2 separate regions of the Homo sapiens genome follow, and region 2 is linked to region 1. The links are chromatin loops, found by intact Hi-C in ENCODE. Cell type or tissue: psoas muscle. All regions are shown on one strand.

The links. Hi-C counts contacts between places; a loop is a spot of excess contacts. Peaks named below come from ENCODE experiments on the same cell type or tissue, not always from the same donor. Only the 100,000 strongest peaks of a DNase experiment are listed, where the experiment ranks them.
Region 2: it touches region 1 in a loop (6-fold over the local background); 4 of 110 quality-filtered maps call a loop at or near these places.

Annotation. Positions count from the first base shown.
Region 1 is chr17:61,938,224-61,946,223 of GRCh38, forward strand. MED13 (mediator complex subunit 13) reads right to left here. Exons shown (of 30, transcript NM_005121.3): 30 at 4,382-8,000. Among named protein-coding and RNA genes, the nearest start is that of INTS2, 14 kb to the left of the region's middle. In psoas muscle, no CTCF peak of the experiment used is centred here; no DNase peak of the experiment used is centred here; H3K27ac peaks cover 1,653 bases.
Region 2 is chr17:61,989,268-61,997,267 of GRCh38, forward strand. It overlaps MED13 (mediator complex subunit 13), which reads right to left. Exons shown (of 30, transcript NM_005121.3): 10 at 5,885-6,098; 11 at 3,273-3,354. Among named protein-coding and RNA genes, the nearest start is that of INTS2, 65 kb to the left of the region's middle. In psoas muscle, no CTCF peak of the experiment used is centred here; no DNase peak of the experiment used is centred here; H3K4me3 peaks cover 331 bases; H3K27ac peaks cover 879 bases.

The sequences.
Region 1 (8,000 bases):
TAAATAATTTTTTTTTTTTTTTTTTGAGACGGAGTCTCGGTCTGTCGCTCAGGCTGGAGCGCAGTGGCTCGATCTCGGCTCACTGCAACCTCCAGCTCCTGGGTACAAGCGATTCCCTTGCCATCGCTTTCTGAATAGCTGGGACTACAGGGGCCTGCCACCATGCCCGGCTAAATTTTTTTTGTATTTTTAGTAGAGTCGGGGTTTCACCGTGTCGTCCAGGCTGGTCTTGAACTCCTGACCTCAAGTGATCCTCCCGCCTTGGCCTCCCAAAGTGCTGGGATTACAGGCATGAGCCACTGAGTCCAGTCAGGTCTAAATACTTTTTGTTATCTTACCCATCTGTACTCTTATTGGAACATATTTAAAAGTCCTTTTTGTTGCCTTTAATTATCCACCTATTATGTTCATGTTTCCAAGTAGACATTCTCTTGTAAACCTTAGTTTATTCTGAATTTGGCTCTTCTAGAGAGCGTAAGTATTAAACAATCATCTCTCACACTTTTATAAATTTTTTTTGAGACAGGGTCTCACTCCATCGCCCAGGCGGAGTGCAGTTGCACGATCATGGCCCACTACACCCTCGACTTTCTAGGCTCGAGTGATGCTCCCACCTCAGCCTCCCCAAGTAACTGGGGCTACAGGTGTGCACCACCACATCCAGCTAATATTTTATAATTTTCAAAATTTTTGCAATTTCCTTTGAGGTTAACAAAGCTAATTAGAAAGATATAGTTATGTTCTTTTACAAATGAACAACTTGTGACTTCAAGAGGTTAAGTGTTTTGCCCAAGTTCACAAATGTGGCAAACCTAACAACTGAGGAATCCTAATCCTATGATCCTAAACTACTTCTAATATTAAAACGAGTCCAAAGTAGTTAGAATTTTATAACTTCATTAAAAGTATTTGCAAAACACACTTCAGCAAAGTTCTGTAGTTTGAGGTGTTTTATCACAAAAACTCAATTCAAAAATGCTTTTATTCAAAAATACTCAAGTTGGCCAGGCACAGTGGCTCACGCCTGTAATCCCAGCACTTTGGGAGGCCAAGATGGGAGGACTGCTTGAGGCCAGGACCAGCCTGGGCAACATGGCGAGACCTCCATCTCCATAAAAAAAATACAAAAATTAGCTAGGTGTGGTAGCACATACCTGTAGTTCTGACTGCTTGAGCCCAGGAGGCTGTTAGAGTGAGCCATGAGGGTGCCACTGCACCCCAGCCTGGGTGACAGAGGGAGACCCTGTCTCTCAAAAAAAATTTTTTTAAAATATTTAAATACCTTACTCCAATGCTGGGCATTGTGTTGGACTCTGGAGATACAATGATGAGCAAAATAGATCTAATTTCTGCCCTCATAGAGTTGTCTGGTGATGACAAATAATCATACAATTGACCGGGTGTGGTGGCTCACGCCTGTAATCCCAGCACTTTGGGAGGCTGAGGCAGGTGGATCACCTGAGATCAGAAGTTTGGGACCAGTCTGGCCAACATGGTGAAACCCCATCTCTACTAAAAATACAAAAAAATTAGCAGGGAGTGGTGGCAGGCACCTGTAATCCCAGCTACTCGGGGAGGCTGAGCCAGGAGAATTGCTTGTACTCGGGAGGTGGAGGTTGCAATGAGCCAAGATCGTGCCATTGCACTCCAGCCTGGGCGACAAGAGTGAAATTGTCTCAAAAATAAATAAAATAAAAATCATACAATTGTAAACTAAGAAAAACACTACAGGCCAGGTGCAGGTGGCTCATGCCTGTAATCCCAGCACTTAGGGAGGTTGAGGCGGGCAGATCACCTGAGGGCAGGAGTTCAAGACCAGCCTGGCCAACGTGGCCAAACCCCATCTCTACTAAAATACAAAAAATTAGCCGGGTATTGCACCGTGCGCCTAGTCCCAGCTACTTGGGAGGCTGAAGCAGGAGAATTGCTTGAACCCGGGAGGCGGAGGTTGCAGTGAGCAGAGATCACGCCACTGCACTCCAGCCTGGGCAACAGAGCGAGACTCTGTCTCAAAAAGAAAAAAAAAAAAGAAAAAAACACAACAAAGGCTCCATATAGGGTATTACAATAAGAGTGTGTAACAAGGGAGCCTGATCTGAAGCAAGGGTGTAATGTGGAAATCAGGTGGAAGCTTTAAGGCAAAAAATACCCATGGGTCTTTCAAGGAACTCAAATGACTAAAAAGCAAGGAGGAAAACATAGAGGCCCATTTTGAGACTGTATTCATCTTTAGAGCAAGCAGCAGCTACTAAAGGTTTTCAGCTACCAAGGACCACAGTGAGTGTAGAGATCAGATAGGAGTACCTGTCTATTGCAATGGTCCACTCAGATAAGGTAGTTTTATCTAATGTTATATAGCAATGGATAATGCTAATTTAGACTAAGATCAGGACAGCAGAAATAGAAATGAACATATTTGATAGTACACAAAACTGATAGTTTTTGATGAATGGTTGCAAGGAAGAGTTTATGGTTTGCACAACAGGATAGATGGTAGTGTCATGCACAGTGACAAGGGACAAATGGTTGTTCTCTAGGGACCAAGTGGCTTTTGTAGAAGGTAACTGTTGGTCTTACTGATCAGATATGCTCCAAACAAAAAGAAAACGACAAAACCAAGACTTAAACTCACACATTCCGAATGCAAATCTGTAAGACATTATATGGCTTGGACACGTGGCATGATTTAAATTTATCACTTCTAATTTTTTTCTCTGTAGTAGGTAGGAGCAAAATAAGGAAGTCTTTAAAGCATCAGCCTTTAAACTTTTTTTTTTTTTTTTTTTTGAGACAGGATCTTCTCACTCTGTCACCAAGGCTGGAGGGCAGCGGTGTGATCTCGGCTCACTGCAACCTTGCCTCCTGGGTTCAAGTGATTCTCCCGCCTCAGCCTCCCAAGTAGCTGAGATTACAGGTGCATGCCAACACAGCCTGGCTAATTTTTGTATTTTTAGTAGACGGGTTTCACCATATTGGTCAGGATGGTCTCCAACTCCCAACCTCAGGTGATACGCCCACCTCAGCCTCCCAAAGTGCTAGGAAAACAGGCGTGAACCACCGTGCCCGGCCTAGACTTTAAACTAAACAGAAGGTCATTCTTGACGGTTCTGTTGGGTTGCTCTAGAAGGAAAAGACAAAACAAAACCCAGCTCTAACAGTATCAATTTCTATTAATCTCAAGCAGAATTTCTGGTTATAGCTATAGTACACTAAGGGTAGAGGTTCTTAATCTTCAGTCCAGGATTGATAACTCCCCTACAGTAGACAGGAAGATATTGGCAAAAGCAGAATAACAGAATAGACACCTCAGGAATACACTCAAAACAGTTAGATTTAGCCAGGTATGGCAGCAACTCATGACTGTAATCTCAATGCTTTGGGAGGCCAAAGCGAGAGGATGGCTTGAGGCCAGGAGTTTGAGACTCGGGCAACATAGCGAGATCCCATCTCTACAAAAAATAAAACTAGCCAGGTGTGTTGGCATGCACCTGAAGTCCCAGCTACTAAGGAGGCTGAGGCAAGGAGGACTGCTTGAGCCCAGGAGTTCAAGGCTGCAGTGAGCTATGAATGTTTGGTATTCCAAATTTTCAAATGTACCAAAATTATCAATGTACTAATACATATTGGTGCTCCATTGTGGCTGTAGCTGAATTATGTGATTTTTCCCGTTTCCTAAACTTTCATATATTTTGAAGTTTAAAATAAAAATATCCATGTGTGTGGTTTTACAAGTGAATACCCCCTTTAAAAAAAAGCTTGATTTGCAGTTTTTCGCTATACATAAGACTATAGTAAAAAAAAAAAAAAAGATAGAAACAAACCAGAGGTAATATAATAGTGCTTGATTAAAGATCTGTCAGACAGAAAATAACCGAGGATAGGCGGTTCAAACAACATACAACTCCTTTTAAAGGATTTTTAAAATTTTTGCAGCAAAAACTATTTCAAAATGATCACAATAATTTTGAGGTATGTCCTTACTTGGCTTAAGTCTGGACAAAAATATTTTAAATGTGTGCTTACAGAACATGGGCAGAACTATTTTTGATGGATTACTCACTTCTGAACATTGTTCTTATGATCAAATAAAAATAGGATACAGCTAAGCTTTAAATATTTGAAGGTAGCTTGTTTGGACTAGACAATACCTAACTGGCCAGCCTACAAGGAATTGGTAGGTATACAAATATACAATTATTCTACATACTGTACATTTGTATGTGATTAAAATCCTTTTTAAAATAAAATACTTCAGAAAAATTAAAAGACCATTAATCAGTTTCTAGGCTGTCCCTTTCCATTTATAATGACACAAAAATATTGCTACTAATTTTGCACAAATTTAATATGGAAATATTTTCAACAGAATAAGACACAACAATGAAGGCTTCATGAATAATTTATTCCATTTGAAGTTTTGTTTTTTGTTTTTGTTTTTTTTTTTTTAAAAAGTATAAACCTTTTCATTTCCTCAATCACAATTTGTACAACTCAGTGTTATGGCATTCGGCAGCAATAGTGTTTGTTCCTTATTCTCTTTTTGTCACGTTAAAAAGAAAAGCAATTGGACCATATTAAATGTCACTGCTAAACAACAACTTTAAAACGCCCCTTCATAAAGTGACCAAGCTATTTTGAGAGGGTTGATGCTGACATGTCCAGTAATGACGTTACAATTTGTAGCTTAAACTCAATAACTTTAAGGTCCACATATCCAGTTTACTTTGAAAACTAAAGATGTTTTAAAACTTCATGAATACATCAACCTGAGGAGTATTTTAGGTCCCAAATCCAGTTTTTAAATTTATACTCCACAAAAAAGAAAATACATACATAAAAATTTAAACCACAGTTCTGGGCCCATTAAAACACCAAAAAAGACCCCCCAAAAAGTTAAGATTTCCAGCTTATTTCTGGAGGGGTGGGACAAAATAAGAATGTATATTAAAAACATTTTTCCTTAATTCAGACAAACTAAAATCTTAAGAGGAAACCCAGACCAAAATATCACTCATGCAACATTAAGTGTATTAACTGATTGATATGCAATGCCATAGTGGATGAATAGCAAATTATATGATGCAATAGCATTTAAAAACTTTTTAATCTATTCAATTTGAACATTTTAAATAATGCAACATAGTATTCTGATATTACAGTATTAACATAGTGCTTGATTAAAGATCTGCAAATCTTTGTAGTAACACATTAAGTTAAAAAATTACCTCAGAAGGTAAATATGAAGACGAAAGGAGAATATTTTAATACAGTAATCTGTGCCATACTGACAATTGAGTACGAATACAGCTGAGGATAGTTGACTAAGTAGTAAGAGCTTAATTTTAGTGGTTTAAGAAAAGTTTAGAAATATTTAAAAATTACAGCTACTTTAAAATTTAAGGATTACATATAAGTACACTTGGTGGCCTTCTGGCCAAACAATAAGGTGTACAGAAATTTATTCATACAGTGTTAATTCACAGTCCTGATAACTCAATGGCTTGCATAAGAAAGGTATGGCTAGATGTTTCTCACTGGCTGGAAGCAGACATTATATAACTAATCTTTTTAAATGACAAAATACTGAACTTCCACCCTGCTTAATAATCATGGATACCTGCACAAAAAAAAAGATGTTAGCACTGTAACAAAGAAGTCAAGGTGTTGGTAATCCACTGCTATAAAGTATAATATTTTGCTTACCTATTTAAACAAAACTACCCATATTTGTCTGTGACAGTACATTAGTAAGTCAAATCCATCATCCTGCACAAGGCTTAATTTCTCAAATAAGTCTACTGAGCTTTTCTAATGGTTATTTAATAACTTTCCATTGAGTTTGAATGGATATATGAAGGGAAGAAAAAAAATCTTATCAATAAATCCTGTATATTTGGGAACTATTCCCTGATTCCCAAATAAAAAATAATTGTGTACTGGGTTCCCTCCTTATGGCTCCATATTAAATAACCTGTCAGGGAATAATTTTAAATCTACTTTCAAATTGAGGTGTGGTTATCATAGGTTAGTGATTTTAAACAACTGAGAATATAACTTTTATTTTGTAAAGTCACTATTAAGTGTATAAAAAGGATACTCTTTTTATGGAAATTCCAAATAAGCACATTTTCCTTCAAATCTCAGACAAGTTTTTTTTTTTTTTTTAAAGAAAGTACAGAACAAAACATACCAACATAATGTGTGGTGTATTAGCATAATTTAAAAACAAATGCAGAGAGGTGATCTTTAAATTTAATATCAAAATATGCTGACCATTAGAACTGCATTATAATTTTGAAGAAATGATTGACAACCTTTGTCACCAATTGTGTTTGCTTCATAGAAAAAACAAGACTTGCTAATGTTTTCATATACACAATCTGAAGAAGTTATGTTGTTCATAAGAAAGTGATATTTAATTCTAAGCACAGAGTATTCACAAAAACAAGTTTCAGTAAAAAAAAAAACTAAAACAAACACTGAAGTAGAGTTTTGTAAATACAACTGATTTTGTCCTTGTAGATAATTAGTGAACGTACAAATAGAAATTTTGCTAGACTGCTTCCAAGAAAGCTAGGTAGACTCGGCGACTGTGAATTCAAGTCAGCAATGCAGGTAGGAGGCGAACTTGGGCTCTTTTGTGAGCAGCACTGTAGAAAGGATTTTTCAAGGGGGTACAGCCTGCATAAAAGCAGTTATCTTGGCATGTGCAAACAAGAAGGGGGAAAGTTGTATTGAAGGAGGGGTGAATTAAAGTCCCTAAAATTCAAGTCCCTTCTTTAGGGAGGTGAGAACCTCCTTGGCATATGCCCTACCTTAATCTGAGCTGTGTTATAGAAAAGTACAGACTCTGGTGTTTGGGACTGACATCTCCAAACCAAGAAAATTAAATAAATAAAAAAGGCAAGGGAAGTTTAAAAAATGGTTCTTTCACTAGTGGAATAGAGTCTGAATACCAGAATTCACTGAGAATCTATTTACACCACAGTTTGATTGCGCGCACACACACACACCCATACATATGCATACTCTCACATACATTCCCAATCTTTAATTTAAAAAAAAAAGTCAAACAATCAAGAATGACTGCTTGAAAAATAATTTGTAAAATGCCTAGAGCTGGGCTAAATTTCAACCTTATAGCAGATCCTGAAAATAAATTTCATAATAATATTTCCATGCCTAAATATGCCACTGTTAAAACTGAAAAAAATTTAAGCATGTAACATTAAACACTAAAATTAGTTTAAGCATTCAGTAGCAAATGGTTTTTCTTGTAAAACTAAGTTTCTTTCACCGGAAATGGCCTGAAATATTAGTCATAGCCCTAAACCATAGTACAAAATATAACTGAAGAATTCTCATTTTATTCTAAGTTAAACCACCTAACAATACCACTTGTATATTGCCATCATGTTATTCTGTAAAGATGTGATATATAAAATGCTGTAAGACCTGGTACCTTTTCAATTTATAAACACAGTGAACTTCATTACTGTACATGTACTCTGCAACTACAGCTTAGCTGTAAATCCTCCACACACAATGGTATGGACATTATTCCCCCTCTATCCCCGTTAAACTGTACATCGAGACAATACAAATTTACTGTCCCACCCACCCCCTTACAAAAAAATAATACTCTAAAAGCAACCCTACTGCAACTTTTTAATTAAGACGATTACATATATTTTAGACCAATTGCTTTAAAGCAAGAAGGCAGTATAAACCTTCTAGGAAAATTTTTATAAAAGAGGTTAAGAAATATAAGACAATTTATACATTTAAAAACTTACAATAAATAAGAGAAGAGATGCAGGCATTTTTGAATACTAGATACTATAATCCATACAAGAACATCTTCATGTTCTGAAGCCATATGTTGAAATTCATTGTTCCTCATGTTTCCTCTCCATGCTTTTAATATTCATTTAACATGACTGGGTACTATGGCTCATTACTTTTCACAAATACTGTGACTGGAAAAAAAAAAGGTTAAT
Region 2 (8,000 bases), 51 kb after region 1:
CCAAAGTGTTGGGATTACAGGCGTGAGCCACCACGCCCAGCCATATATTTTAATTTTTAAAATATTTAACATTTGATTGATTGATTGATTGGAGATGGAGTTTCACTCTTGTCACCCAGGCTGGAGTGCAATGGAGCGATCCTGGCTCACTGCAACCTCCGACTCCTAGATTCAAGCAATTCTGCCTCAGCCTCCCAAATAGATGGGATTACAGGTGCACGCCACCACACCTGGCTAATTTTGTATTTTTAGTAGAAACGGAGTTTTGCCATGTTGACCAGGCTGGTCTCAAACTCCTGACCTCAGGTGATCTGCCCACCTTGGCCTCCCAAAGTGCTCGGATTACAGGCATGAGCCACTGCACCTGGCCTATTTATTGTTTTTACACAGATAGGGTCTCACTACGTTGGCCAAGGTGGTCTTGAACTCCTGGCCTCAAGCAATTCTCCTACTGTGGCCTCCCAAAATACTGAGATTATAGGCATGGGCCATGACACTTGGCCTTGCAGCAGACTTTCAAATCAGGTAGTGTGATGCCACCAACTTTGTTCTTTTTGCTCAAGACTGCTTTAGCCATTCAGGGCCTTTTGTGACCCTATACACATTTTAGGATTGTTTTTTCTATTACTGTGAAAAGTGTCATTGGAATTTTGATAGGGATTGCTCTGAATCTGTAGATCACTCCGGCAAAGAATCCAAACTGTTGAATTTTCAAGCTACCTAGACCATTTGTTCATTGTTCAGATAGATTTTTTTCTTATTTTTGGTTATCCACAGACTGACCCTCTATTTATTCCAAATATTAAAACTTTGTCATCGAAAACACACACCAGAAGATGACTTACTTTGCCCACATCAAAAGTTAAATGGATTTTGCTGTACATCATAGTGAATAATAACATATTGTATACTTGCAAATTGCTGAAAGTAGATTTTAAGTATTCTCACCCACACGCACAAAAAAGGTATGTAAGGTAATGCATATGTTAAACAGCTTGATCTACCCATTCCACTATATATACATACACACACATATACACACACACATATATATACACACTCACACATATATATGTAAAATAATTCCAAGTGTTTGCTCACTGAAGACTTGACAGTACTTTCAAGCTTATAGTTGTGGGGTTACAATAGGAGACTAACAATTCTCCTCATACCAGTCTCCATTGTTTAAATTATAACTGAAAAATGATTTAGAATAAGATAAACTGTAACTGTGTTGTGACACAGAATATGAGTAAAATGTTAAAAAAATGTAAATATATATATATTTTTTAGTATGTGTGTATATATGTATAGGGTCTCACTATATATATATATACACACACACACTTGGCGCACTGTGTATATATATATATATATATATATACACACTCCCCCCCAAAACATCATGTTGTATACCATAAATATATATAATTTTTACTTGTCAATTAAAAAAATTATTTTACAAGTTAAATGGGTTTTGTAAATGAATTACTATACTATGTCTCTCTATTCCATTCACAAGGAGTTTAAGTCAGACATATTCAAAGTGGAGTCTTGACCACTGTGTCCCCAATACCCAAACAGTACCTACACATAACAGGTGCTAACTAAGTATTTGTTGAATTAGTGGCCTCAGAACAGCTCTCTTAACTTGTGTGTGTGGGAAGAAAATGACAGCAAAATTCCAGTAAAGTTTAATTTAGAAATTGTGGTTTTAGATCTGAAGGACCTTAGGCAATGACCTTATCTCCTCATTTTACAGGTGAAAACTTTAAAACATTTTACTCCTATTTATTCTATGTCACAACACAATCATAGTTGAGCTTATTCTAAATCATTTTTCAATTTTTATTTATTTATTTATTTTTTGAGACAGAGTCTCGCTCTGTCACCCAGGCTGCAGTGCAGTGGCACAATCTCGGCTCACTGCAATCTCTGCCTCTTGGGTTCAAGCGATTCTCCTGCCTCAGCCTCCCAAGTAGCTGGGATTACAGGCACCTGGCACCACACATGCTTTATTTTTGTATTTTTAGTAGAGACAGGGTTTCACCTTGTTGGCCAGGCTGGTCTTCACCTCCTGACCTCAGGTGATCCACCTGCCTCGGCCTTACAGGTGTAAGCCATTGTGCCCAGCCCAACTTGGCTCACCACAACCTCTGCCTCCTGGGTTCATGCGATTCTGCTGCCTCAGCCTCCCAAGTTGCTGGGACTACATGCATGCACCACCACGCCCAGCTAATTTTTGTTTGTTTGTTTGTTTGAGACAGAGTCTCGCTCTGTCGCCAGGCTGGAGTACAGTGACATGATCTCGGCACACTGCAACCTCTGCCTCCCAGGTTCAAGCATTCTCCTGCCTCAGCCTCCCGAGTAGCTGGAACCATAGGCGCGTGCCTCCATGCCCAGCTAATTTTTCTATTTTTTTAGTAGAGACGGGGTTTCACCATGTTGGCCAGGATGGTCTCAATCTCTTGACCTCGTGATCCGCCCGCCACGGCCTCCCAAAGTGCTGAGATTACAGGTGTGAGCCACTGTGCCCGGCCTAATTTTTGTATTTTTTTAGTAGGGATGGTGTTTCACCATGTTGGACAGGCTGGTCTTGAACTCCTGACCTCAAGTGATCCACCCACCTTGGCCTCCCAAAGTGCTGGGATTACGGGCGTGAGCCACGGTGCCCAGATCCATTTTTCAATTATAATTTAAACAATGGAGACAGGTATGAAGAGAACTGATAGTCTTCGAATTGTAACCCCCATTGCTATAGGCTTGAAAGTAGTGTCTTCAGAGAGCAAACACTTGGAGTTATGATGATGAAACACTCTACTGTCAACCAACTGGACATCAGTATCTTTCTCCCATTTTTTTCAAGTGTGTTTTTCCTGGAGAGTATAACCATAGCCTTGGCATAGTATAACAATGGCCTTTTCTCAATCACTTTCCAGTCAATATGTGCCTTCATTCTTTTACTTCCTTTCACGTAATTCCCAGTAGAAGGGGGTGAGAAATCTATTACATAAAACTGAGTTTTTAATAGAAAACTATTTTTATATGTAAAAACAGGAAAGAGGCTGCAACAATTAAAAACACAAATTCTATCACCTGAACTTGCTTCTTCCAATAAAAGATAACCAATAAACCCATCATTTAAGAAAGATTCCTTTCTATGAAACATAATGAATTATACAAAAAGGAACATTAGAAGTCCAACAATATCAGATCAGTCTGTAGTAACAATCCTGGAATGCAATATTTTCATTAGGAAATAAAGATTTTACCTTGCTTGATAGAGGGACTAAATAATGACATAGCATCTTCTTCATGTGATAACACTGTTACACTAGATGTCCCATCTTCTACCTGCAAACAAATATTTCATGTTAGGCTGAAATATATAATTTACCAACAATAAAATCTACCAATTATTGAGGAGCTGTGTGTCAGGCATCCAGCTAAGTGTTTAACATACATTATCACTGATTCTTACAGTAACAAGTAAGTAGTATGCTTATTATTACTTTTTTTTGAGATGGACTCTCGCTCTATCACCAGGCTGTAGTACAGTGGCACGATCTCGGCTCACTTGCACCTCTGCCTCCTAGGTCAAGTGATCTCCTGCCTCAGCTTCCCAAGTAGCTAGGACTACAGACACATGCCACCACGCCCAGCTAATTTTTGTATTTTTAGTAGAGATGTGGTTTCACCACATTGGCCAGGATGGTCTCAATCTCTTGACCTTGTGATCCGCCCACCTCAGCCTCCCAAAGTGCTGGGATTATAAGTATGAGCCACCACGCCTGGCCTGTGGTATGTTTATCTTATAGACAAAAGTAGAGACTCTAATGTGCCCCAGAAAATATGGCTGATAAACAGTGAGAGCTGAAATTTTATCCTAAATCTGTCAAATTCCAAAGTCCATGTTCTTTCTTTCTTTCTTTCTTTTTTTTTTTTTTTTTTTGAGACAGAGTCTCACTCTGTCACCCACGCTAGAGTGCAGTGGCATGATCTTGGCTCACTGCAACCTCCCCCTCCTGGGTTCAAGAGATTCTCCCGCCTCAGCCTCCCAAGCAGCTGAGATTACAGGCATGCACCACCACACCTGGCTAATTTTTGTATTTTTAGCAGAGATGGGGTTTCGCCATGTTGGCCAGGCTGATCTCGCTCTCCTGATCTCAGGTGATCTGCCCGCCTCAGCCTCCCAAAGTGCTGGGATTACAGGCGTGAGACACAGCACCCAGCCGGTTCACGTTCTTTCTATTATACCTGCAGCCTTCCCAACTACCACTACTCTCATACTTCCAAAAAGACAAAATTTCAAGTACCTGGCATATAGTAGGGCTAAGTAAAACTTTGTGAAACTAATTTTGTATTAAACATATTATTGGGGGCCAGGCACGGTGGCTCACGCCTGTAATCCCAGCACTTTGGGAGGCCGAGGCGGGCGGATCACTTGAGGTCAGCAGTTCAAGACCAGCCTGACCAACATGGAGAAATCTCGTCTCTACTGAAAATACACAAAATTAGCCGAGCGTAGTGGCGCATGCCTGTAATCTCAGCTACTAGGGAGGCTGAGGCAGGAGAATCACTTGAATCAGGGAGGCGAAGGTTGCAGTGACCTAAGATCATAACTTTGCACTCCAGCCTGGGCAACAAGAGCGAAACTCCGTCTCAAAACAAACAAACAAACAAAAAAAAAAACTCACACGTATTATTGGATCCTTTTCATAACTTTACAGATTTCAATTTTTTTTTTTTTTAAACGGAGTATTGCTCTGTCACCAGGCAGAAGTTCACTGGCATGATCTCAGCTCACTGCAACTTCTGCCTCCTGGGTTCAAGCGATTCTCCTGTGTCAGCCTCCTGAGTAGCTGGGACTACAGGCGCCCGCCATCGCACCCAGCTAATTTTTGTGATTTTAGTAGAGATGGGGTTTCACCATCTTGGCCAGGCTGCTCTCGAACTCCAGACCTAGTGATCCACCCACCTCAGCCTCCCAAAGTGCTGGGATTACAAGCGTGGGCCACTGTGTCTAGCCTATTTTCATATTTTGTATATAAGACATAATTCCTGTGTAGCAAAGTTATCTTAATCTTAACAAATTCTCATATATTTGATTTTTAAATTTTATTCTAATAACTATATATCTTGCACTTCATTTTTACTTCTAGGTGCACTGTAAGTTCCTGAATCACATATTCAAAAATAGCACATATTTTTTAAACTCAGTGATGTATATTTTATTGTATCTTTGAAAACTGGTAATTCACTTACAACATATTTTAAAATCACTGTCAAAATAGCCTACCTAAATGTCCTGATTTCAATTATGACAAGTTTAATATGCCCTTTATCCAACCCAGAAACTTTTAAACAACAAAATATTTTCATTATCAGAGGTCAGCTATAATTGGTACCATGTGCTTGATTTACCCATTCAAAAAAATACATTTTTCTTTTTTTCTTTTTGAGACGGAGTCTCGCTCTGTCACCCAAGCTGGAGTGCAGTAGCCTGATCTTGGCTCACTGCAACCTCTGCCTCCTGGGTTCAAGGGATTCTCCTGCCTCAGCCTCCCGAATAGCTGGGATTACAAGGCGCACACCACCACACCCAGCTACTTTTTGTATTTTTATTAGAGACAGGGTTTCACCATGTTGGCCAAGCTGGTCTCAAACTCCTGTCCTCAGGTGATCTGCCTGCCTCGGCCTCCCCAAGTGCTGGTATTACAGGCATGAGCCACCGCAGCCGGGCAAAAATAAGTTTTTCTAAATAAATGATTACTCTTTCTATTCTAAGACAAAAGAAGTGAGATAACTGTGGTAGTAAGAGTGTTACTATATGCAGTGCTACAAAATCAACAGTGACCCTTTGGTGTACTGTGATTTCTCTTACCTTGTGTTTTTTTCCAGCTTCTCTCTCACTATTTTGTCTATCTTTTTTATCAGGAAAAAGGAATTCCTCATCTCCTTCAACAAATGCATATGGATCAATTTTAGGTTCTTGTTCTGCATCAGATGCTATTGCTGAAAGACACTGGTTTTTAATTTGATATTGCTGCACTAATTCATCAGAAACTTTTAAAGGTTTCTTACATTGCACCATTAACCTGCATAAAAAAATTAAAAAAAATTAATTATCCACATAAGCATTAAAAATTTCCAAAATGACGTTAAGTATCATAATGTTTTTAGAATTACTTAAAGATTATCTAACCTACAATCCCTTATTTCAGAAATGAGGAGGCATGAAAATATTAAATAATTTATTGAAGTCTAAAATTTAGCCATAGAGAAATGGGGCCAAAATCCAAGTTTCCTAACTATATGATCTTTCTACCAAAATATGTTGTCTTTAGGTAATTCACGGTTTAGGTAACTCACGGTTCTCAAGTCCTCAAGCACACTATTTTGTACAAATCCATTCCCTGAAAGGGGCTCTTAAATCTAAACTGCTCCAGTACAGTGACTCAAAGTGGGAGCTTTATAAAAGTGAGTAAAATACTTTTAAACAATTTATACATTTATACAAGGAAAGTGATTATGTATTTTTTTTTTACTGCCATGAGTAGATATACTTTAAGTTTTAAATTTTTGAAGGCCTGATTTGTGTTTCATGAAAATAGCATTATTACTATTAATTCTGGCAAGATGTTTCACAATGGAAAGTGAAGTTTCAGTGCAAGTATCTGAGTTTTCTAATCACATTGGCACATCAATTTTTAAGTTATTAGTCTTCTGGTTCAACACAGCAACTAAGAAATTGTTTCTCTTTATTCTCCTAAAATAACCAATAAAATGACAGGAGATGACAGAATAAAAGAGAAGACAACAAGGAAGTTGGAAAGATGAGCTAGTGGAAACTGACAGACCACAGAAAGCTGAAATCTAAGGATAAAAGAGGGATGCCACAACAAGAAGCAAGCTGATCTATACCAAAGAACCCTGGAAAGCATCAGGAGTTTTTTCTCTCTGAAGACCCGACTGCTCGGTGAGTGTGAACACAGAATCATTAGCTTCTGGTTTGCATAAGACATGTTTAGACTCTCAAATTCCTATTCTCTCGGGTTTACAAAGCTAAGGTTCTCAGGTTGTCCTAACAGTAGCTAGCAGCCAAGCTTGCAGTCAGATCATGGCCAGAATCTTGCAATGACTATTTCACTCTGAGAAAAAAACCAAAGTCCTTATACCATCCTATGAAAACTTCCCATCATCTTGTTCTTCTCCTCTTCATCTTTTACTATTCTAGTCCTCTCTTATACTGCTTCCAAGGGCTTCCTTTATGTTCCTCAATGGGTTCCAGACCCATTCCTGGCTATTTCTTTTATGGGGAACATTCTCCTTCCAAATATCTGCATGGCCAACTCGCTCACTTCCTTCAAGTCTTTGCTTAAATGTCACCTATGAGCCCATAACTACTTTATTTTAAATAGCAATATGCCCATGCCCACTTGCCTCAATAATAATCCCCCTTACCCTGCTCTATTTTCCTGCATAGCATTTATCTTTTAACATATTACATAATTTATTATATTCATAGTTGACTGTCACTCACACTAGAACATAAAAGCTCCACAAGGACAGGGGTCTAACCTTTGTTCACTAATTTAGCACAGATGCCTAGAGTACCTGGTACATAATAGGTGTCAATACTTGCTAGTGAATAAATGAAATCTAAAAATCACAGACTGAGATGTTTTTGCATTAGTACTACTAAAATACACTATCTTGTACTTTGAAATAAACAATTTTTACACACTAGAAGGTACCAATGCCACTGCTTATCTACTCTGAGTACTAAGACAAAAATTGTAAGATATGTAAGGTCTGGTAGCAATGAAGGTATTTGCAGATCGTACATTCTTTGACTCACAGGCAAATCTTATCTCATTCATCTATTCACTAATGCCTAACACTAGTAGCACTTGATCTCTTACAAACTCGGGGCAAAGTAGGCCATCAAAACAAAAACTGATTTCTAAACATGCTATCAAATGCTCAAATACATATCA